Linked DNA regions of Homo sapiens: region 2 is linked to region 1. A link is a contact called in ENCODE Hi-C or POLR2A ChIA-PET data. All regions are on one chromosome and are shown on one strand. Each heading gives the region's core, a stretch centred on a gene start or an enhancer-like site at or near the end of the contact. The rest is flanking DNA. Distances are from core to core; before and after follow the strand shown.

Region 1 (4,005 bases), core at 1,016-3,515:
TGTACTCCAGCCTGGGTGACACAGCGAGACTCTGTCTCCAAAAAAAAAAAAAAAGATTGTTGGGGATTTTCGTATTGATTTATAGTAATCTTTCTTTAAAATTTAGCCCTTTGTTATTTGAGTGGCAAATATAATTCCTAGCTTTCTGTTTACTTTTGACTTTGTATATATTTATTTTTCCCATGTGAAAGTCTTTATTTTTATGTCATTAAATTTATCAATCTTATATTTTATGACTTTTGGCTTTTGTGGTATTCTTAGGCCTGCTGCACTCCATGAGTGTTTTCTTCTAGTACTATAATGTTTTTTGCTTTTTTTCTAAGTTTTCATTTTTTTCTTACATTTAACTCTGATTTATTGTGGGGTAAAGCATGTTATAGTGTTCCAGCTTCACTTTTTTTCTGAATGGCTATCCAGTTGTCCCAAGATCATTTGTTGAATAATTCATTTTCCCCCATTTGAAATGACACCTTTTCGTATACTAAAGTCCCAAGTCTCTTAGTTATAAAACAGTAATAAACCCTTGAAACAGGCATTTTCCTAAAATACATTTTGTTTAAGTAAGACAGTTTTCAAGATTAAAGAAATTAGAGGGGATAAATGTTAATTTTAGCCTTAGTTTTGTCCAATAGGTATTGTTTCAAATGTATGTAATTGGATGAGAAATTCAGCAGTTAGAAAAGCTAAGAGTCATCATTGTATATAAATGGCTGCTATTGGTGCCAAAATTATATATTGAATAACAGGGATGTCCTCTGGCATTCATTACAGGATGTTAAAATTGAGACACACACGTGGCCAGACCAGTGAATTAAGTGCCTCCTCTAATGAAGGGTATAATGTTAAAGCATTACTATCTTCAGTGTAAGGATGGACTAACCAGGGAGAAGTCACCAACCTCCAGTATAAGATTATTTTATTTAAATATTATTTTATGAATTCTGTTGGCAAATATAAACTACTTTGAATCTTGATGTCTCCTAATAAAGATTACCTTCACTTTTGTCCTTCCTGCTTAATTTTTAAAAGCCTGTTCTGCTTTAAAGACTTTCATTTGCTGGGACCAGATTTCTTGGATTGCTGACACATGTCCTTCTCTCTGTGCACCCACCCCCACCCCATCCCCACTTTTTTTCTTTAAAAGGAAAATATCTGGTTTATATCATGAAGAACTTTAAAAGCAGTAAGGAGAGAGTAGAATTATATGAGTATTTAATTATATATATAATATATATGAGTGAAGGGGTTAATCTTTAATTGTATAAATTCTAAAAAAAATTTTTAAATGACACTAGATAGGACATAGGCCTCAAAACAACAAAAAGTTGAAATATATTATTTTAGTTTTGTTTCTGTAAACACACTATATGGGGAGGGTGAGGGAGGGAAAGGAAACCCTAACAGATTTTCAGTTCTTGTTAACCATACTACACCATCACATAAGGTACAGGATTCTAGAGTCACTGTGTCAAATGTCAGAAAACTATTTCTCAATTATTTGAGCTTCTCTAAAATATAATATGGGCAAGATTGATGACATCCTGTAAATAAAAAAAAACTTAATTTAAGGCAAACTTACAAACAAAATGAGTTTCTCTAAAATTATTTAACTGCAGAGAAAACATGCCCTGTAGTGCTGTCTCTTGTGAATTTAGTTTTTATTTTTCATAAATTTACATTCTAACCGTGAGGTGTTGTTTTAGATGTAATAATAATTACACTTTTTCTAGTTTAAGACACCTAGGTGGAAGTACTGCTTTTTCATTTTCTGACGATGCACAGGGATTGATATTTGGGTTGGTTGAGTTTTAGATGTACAAACACACTGGTCTTATTTTGTATCACTGATGATCCACAGGGTTGGCTGCTATGTGCTGAACTTTCTGTTCTAGACTTTCTGCCAAGTACTTTATGCAAAACTCTGGTTTTAGTGAAACAGGTTTTATTGTTTTTAATCAGAGTTGTATTATAAGCTGTTGTTAGCTATGTAATGCTAACAGAAGAGTTGGTATGTATATACAGCCATGAAAACAAACCATCAAAACAAGCCTGTCTCTGTTCGACTGGTTGTTTTTCCCTCCCATTCCTTTAGCCTCAGTTCATTTTGTTTACTGCCAAAGGCCTGAGATGGTGTAATTTTCTTTTCTAGGAACTTGGCATTAGAATTCCTCGACCACTAGGACAGGGACCAAGCAGATTCATCCCAGAAAAGGAGGTACGTTGTTTGTGAAAGTACATAGTGAACTGTATGCTTTTAAGGAAGAGCTTTCATGACCCACATGTTGGCATCTGAAGAACTGTTGGTCAACAACATGTTTTAGTCAGAGTTGGTTGCAGTTAATCATTCTTTGGCAGTGAATCTGTGGGAATAAAAAGCTGTTGTACTTGTGTTGATTTCTAGTATTTCATGATGTGTTTTTAACACCCATATTTAATCAAGTAAAGCCAAGATTTGTTTTTGACCAGTGATACAACATCTGCTTATATTTAGATGTTGTTTAGGTGTGCCCATAACCTGAGTTACTTAGTCTTGACTGTCTCCACAGGCTGATATCAGTGCTAGATTGGATCTTTAATTCTATATATGTATAAAAGCATCTATGCTTTATTTTCATAAGAAGTGTATGCTATTAGTTAATTTTAGTTCTCCTTAAATTGAGTGAGAGTAGGCGGTTTTGTAAAGAAAGGCTTTAGTGTCTGTTTGCAAGCTCTGCAAATTTGATAATCTAAATCTGCTTCTTTATCTGGATTCTGGCCAACTCTGCAAGCAGCCTATCTAGATGGCCTTTAATGTTCAGCCTTTGTTGTTTATCCCCTACTATATAATATGTAACTGTTTATTCTTCTGTATCTTTCAACCAGTTGAGTTTAAATTTGTAACCCCTCTTTCTTAAGCCAGATTTAATCTGCTTCTAAATGATACTTAGAGTGTAGCGCATGTATATTTTCTTCCCTTAACACCAATTTACCATTTCAGTAACCATGGTTTTTCTCATTTATACAGATCCTCCAAGTGGGGAGTGAAGACGCACAGATGCATGCTTTATTTGCAGATTCTTTTGCTGCTTTGGGCCGTTTGGATAACATTACGTTAGTGATGGTTTTCCACCCACAATATTTAGAAAGTTTCTTAAAAACTCAGCACTATCTACTGCAAATGGATGGGCCGTTACCCCTACATTATCGTCACTACATTGGAATAATGGTTTGTAAACATTCAGTGAAAAATTGTTTTTGCCTATTTTTATTAATCTCTTTAAGAGACAGTTAATGCTTTAAACACAGGGATAAATACTTAGATTATGATATATAATATGATTCCTGTTGCACAGTCTCTGTTTTTCCTATTTTTAAATAAGTACGCTCTCAAGTATAACAGAAAAAGAAGCAAGTATTTATACATTGCTGAGAACCATTCTTCATTAAATAAGTAGAACACAAGTTCTGTTTCATTATTATAAATAGTTCACATTGACATAAGTGGTGCTTCCTGTTCAAGATGTAAATAATATTCCATTATTTTATGATTGGCACCTTAATTGAAGTTTCTTCTTAATCTGAAGTTCTGAAAGTATATAGATAAAATGTCTAAAGTTCAAATACTTTTATCAGATATTTTGTTTGTTCTTGGAATATTTCTAAGGTTCTTACAGTATTTGAATTTTTAAAATGTTTATATAAAAACTGCATTTCTGTAGTTTACGGAAAATTTGAAAACATACTAATAAACTTAATTAGCTCTTTTGCATGTTGTAAATAAAAAGGATATGTAGTTCAAGGTTTTAATATTTATAATTAGAATAATCTTTTTGTTTTAAGGCTGCGGCAAGACATCAGTGCTCCTACTTAGTGAACCTGCATGTAAATGATTTCCTTCATGTTGGTGGGGACCCCAAGTGGCTCAATGGTTTAGAGAATGCTCCTCAAAAACTACAGAATTTAGGAGAACTTAACAAAGTGTTAGCCCATAGACCTTGGCTTATTACCAAAGAACACATTGAGGTA
Region 2 (3,765 bases), core at 828-3,327, 35 kb after region 1:
AGAATTAAAAGACCCTAAAATATAAATATGTATCAATGGTCATTACAACACAATCATCATTAGAAGTTTGTGTCCTGCAGCATCTATAAAAGCTTCCTTTACTCACTACACTATTTCCTAGCTAGCTGTTCAGCAGCAGATGGCTGTTTAAGGGATTTATCATCGCCCTGACCATTCTCTTATAAGGCAAAGTTGTCGAATGTTCTAGAAGCACCTGAAAGCTCTTCAACATAGGTTGATGTGATCCTCCAACTTGAACGTGGGGCCCCGCTCTACCCTTGTCACAAAACCTAAGTGCCCACTGCCACAAAACTTAGGATGAACATACAACAGCCTAGTGTACTTCCCATTTGCAACAATAAACTACACACATGGTCATCAGGTGCCAGCTCCCCACAGAGGGGCTCATGGTAGTCTGGAGTGCTCAGCACACCACTAAGAACTTCAGCATCAACACGCTGCTTATGAGCTCATAAGACATGACTGCAGTATAATGGGAAGTTTCAGACCACGTTCTTTTAAAGCCACTTTCCAGAAAGACTGTCAACATTCCAACGATGTTGAGGGTATATTACTTCTCCTTTTTTTCTAGTCACTCAGCAAGAAAAAGTTAGGTAACTTACATTACTATAGAAATTGCCATACCAGTATTTGCAAAAACAGTGTTCATACTTCAACACAGGCCTTGGTAATTCAACAGCTCATCCTGTTTCCAAAATGGCCTGTTTTTGTTTGTTTGTTTGTTTTAGCTATCTTTGTAAAAGAATTGAAATGCAAGTATACTCTCACCCACATGCCCATTTCACTCGCAGCAGTCCCACTGCCCAGACCCAGCCACGACCCGGTCAGAAGTCAGGGTCTGAGTGCTCATTGCCAAGAGAAAAGCCAGGAGGCAGCACAGCCCACCACCCAGCCCACAAGGCACAGTCCCCATGGTTCGTGAAGAGGAGCTCACGTGAGAAACCTGGGATGCATTGCAGTGGCTTGGCTTCCTGAGTGAGCTGTGTTTATTTGCTGTTATCCATGCCACAGTCCCCCTGCACAAGGTGCAGTGGAGTAAGGGTGTTCTAGGTAACGGAGCGGCTGGAAAACACAAGGCTAGTTGTTTGTTTTCGGATGGGAATTCCTGCCTTTGCTACAGTATGACTTCAGGCAAGCCACTTAACTGTCCTAAAACCTACTTTCCGTATCTGTCACCTAGCTGATGGCCTCAGATCTTTCAAAAATAGAATAAACATGCTTTTAAAAGGATATAGCACTATTGAAACAAAGGTACCACCATTGTTAGCCAATCCACATGCAGCTATCAAGTACCTTCTTTGTATGAGGCAATATCCTTTTCCTAAGGTGGTTCAGTTGCAAAGGGGAAATAAGATAAAACTCACAAAATAATAATACAGGATAATTACAGGACAAGTTACACAATTCATGACTGATTGCTATATAAGAAGTATAGATTTCCTATGACTAGCCTACGACTGTGGGCTTGAGAAGCTACGTGGGAAGGGCCTGCACCTGGCTAGGCAGATTGGGATGGGCAGGCAGGAAATGAAACAGAACATGTGCAAAGGCACAGAGGCGGGAGAAGCACAATCAGAAGCCCAGTTAGGCTATGGAAAAGTTGGGAATGGAGCGCAGTCAGCCCTTCGCATCCACGGGCCACGTATCCACAGGTTCAACCAACCACAGACAGAATATTTGAAACAACAACAATAAAAAGAATACAAATAAAAATCACAGCACGACAACCATTTACATAGCGTTCACACTGTAGGTATTATAAGTAGTCTAGAGATGGTTTAACGTGTGCAGGAAGATGTGTGTAGGTGAAATGCCAATTCTATGTCATTTTATATCAGGCACTTGGGCATCTGTGTTGGTATCTGAGGCAGGCCCTGAAACCAATCCCCCCAGATACCAAGGGGTGACTGTAACAGGCAGCAGGGCCCACTAAAATGAAGTGCCTTCCAGGTACACTGCCCCTGCTGAGAAGCCAGCCATGCCCACACCTCCTTCTGATCCATCTTTATGCCACACGGCCCCGGCCCCGCAGCCCCACCATCCTTGTTATTTATGGCTGATTGCCCCAGGCTTGGGTAACAAAGGAAACCACAGATAGCCTGTCACCCGGTAGCTGCTGCCTATGCGGGAAAGCCCTGGGCCATAGGACAGTGACTCACTGAGCCAATCATATCTTCTCCTGGAGTGGGTGACATAGGAAAGTGCCCTGGCAACAGACAGACACAGGGAGGGCAGCAAGTGGAAGCCTGGAGGTAGCTGAAGCCATGATCTAGAAGGAGCCTAGAGAGAGTAAGTGGGGAGAGAATTCTTTCCCTAACAGCAGACACAACACAGCTGGGTCTCCAGAATGGCAGAGCCCAGGGGGCGGAGCTCATGACGCCCACGGCTGAGGGGTCACTTGGGACTCTGGCTCCTGCCTGCCTCTCTGGGAGGCTTTGAGCAGTATCTTGTTTCCTGGCTTCTTTCTTCTCTGTACACTCTTCCCTTAAGCTCCTTTGCTAACGAGAGCAGGGGCTCTCAATCTTAGCTAATAGACTCACCTGTGGAACTTTGAACACAGATTCTCAGCCTCATCCCAGAGCTTCTGAATCAGAATTCCTAGGGCTGGGGCCAGGAAGGTGTTTTTAGTTTTTTTGGGTTTTAACTCCACAGCTGATTTCAATGCTCTACCACCATCGAGAACTGAATTAAGGCAACCTGAACATGCACTTCTGCTCCCTGCAACCTGAGTCAGTTTAATGCTCATGGAGCCGACTGTGAACCTCAATGATTAAAAAAAAATGCTCACTTTTTTTTCCTTATTGTGTTTTAAAACACATGTACAAAATTATATTTACCTGGAAAAACCAAATTTCACATCAACCTAGCAAACCCAATTATTTCAAACAACTCCTGAGTTCCAGTTTCTGTTTAGTAGCACGGTGTTACAACACTTAAAGAGTTTCCAGAGCACGTCAGCCACCTTCTGAGGACTTGCTATGCAGCAGGCACTGTGTTAGGCTCTTTGTACACATCTGCTCATTTATCACCCTGCAATCTGGACATTAATTATCCTCATCTTGGAGATGATAAAATATCATTTCGGAACGGCTGATAATCTGTGTTTTTAAAAGTTCCACGGGTGAGTCTGCTCTGCAGCCAGGATTGGGAGCCTCTGCTCTGGTTAGTGAAGGAGTGTAAAGGAAAGGTGTCTGTTAAGCTTTCTCAGGTTGCAGAGAAGTTGAGCTCAAAATTTAAAAACTCAGCACCTATGGCTTCCAAGTGACCTTGAGCCTTTCCACATGGCCTCCTGGATCTAGTATGGTGGCTGGGCAGTGATGGGTACATCTCCTCTATTTGGGAAAAAGGATTATTAAAAACACTCACTTACTGACCCAAATCATTGTTTTTAGAATTAACCCAGGAAGAAAAAAATTATCCTAAAATTATAAAAATTTTTTAAATGTAAAAAATGATCCTGGCCAGGCAAGGTGGTTCACACCAGTAATCCCAGCACTTTGGGAGGCTGAGGTGGGAGGATCGCTTGAGCCCAGGAGGTTGACACCAGCCTGGGTAACATAGCAAGACCTCATCGCTACAAAAAAAAAAATTTTTTTTTAATTATCTGGGCATGGTGGTGCGTGTCTGTAGTCCCAGCTACTTGAGAGACAGAGGCAGGAGGATCACTTGAGCCCAGGAGTTTAGAGCTGCAGTGAGCAGTGATCGCACCACTGTATTCCATCCTGGATGACAGAGCAAGACCCT

Evidence for each region. Hi-C counts contacts between places; a loop is a spot of excess contacts on that map. ChIA-PET counts read pairs that join two places held with the same protein, here RNA polymerase II (POLR2A). Pooled maps may share reads with other maps.
Region 2: a map of gastrocnemius medialis shows a loop between it and region 1 (3-fold over the local background). The contact joins two enhancer-like sites. A Hi-C loop is called at or near these places in 13 of 168 maps with a recorded cell type or tissue (CD14-positive monocyte, Caco-2, PC-9 and 9 more) and 6 of 50 pooled maps. POLR2A ChIA-PET finds 5 or more read pairs at or near these places in 7 of 52 experiments (BJ, Caco-2, HEK293 and 4 more).

What each region holds. Positions count from the first base shown.
Region 1 is chr6:109,000,488-109,004,492 of GRCh38, reverse strand. It overlaps SESN1 (sestrin 1), which reads left to right. Exons shown (of 10, transcript NM_014454.3): 2 at 2,150-2,215; 3 at 3,005-3,205; 4 at 3,820-4,002. It also overlaps a transcript of ARMC2 not described here. Among named protein-coding and RNA genes, the nearest start is that of ARMC2-AS1, 78 kb to the right of the region's middle. Within about 2 kb of position 2,265, at least 7 of the 41 ENCODE cell types and tissues checked have a DNase peak (open chromatin) inside an H3K27ac peak, as active enhancers do; they include gastrocnemius medialis, where a contact is called at or near this core.
Region 2 is chr6:108,965,668-108,969,432 of GRCh38, reverse strand. The region is part of intron 17 of ARMC2 (armadillo repeat containing 2); the gene reads right to left. Among named protein-coding and RNA genes, the nearest start is that of ARMC2-AS1, 43 kb to the right of the region's middle. Within about 2 kb of position 2,077, at least 10 of the 41 ENCODE cell types and tissues checked have a DNase peak (open chromatin) inside an H3K27ac peak, as active enhancers do; they include gastrocnemius medialis, where a contact is called at or near this core.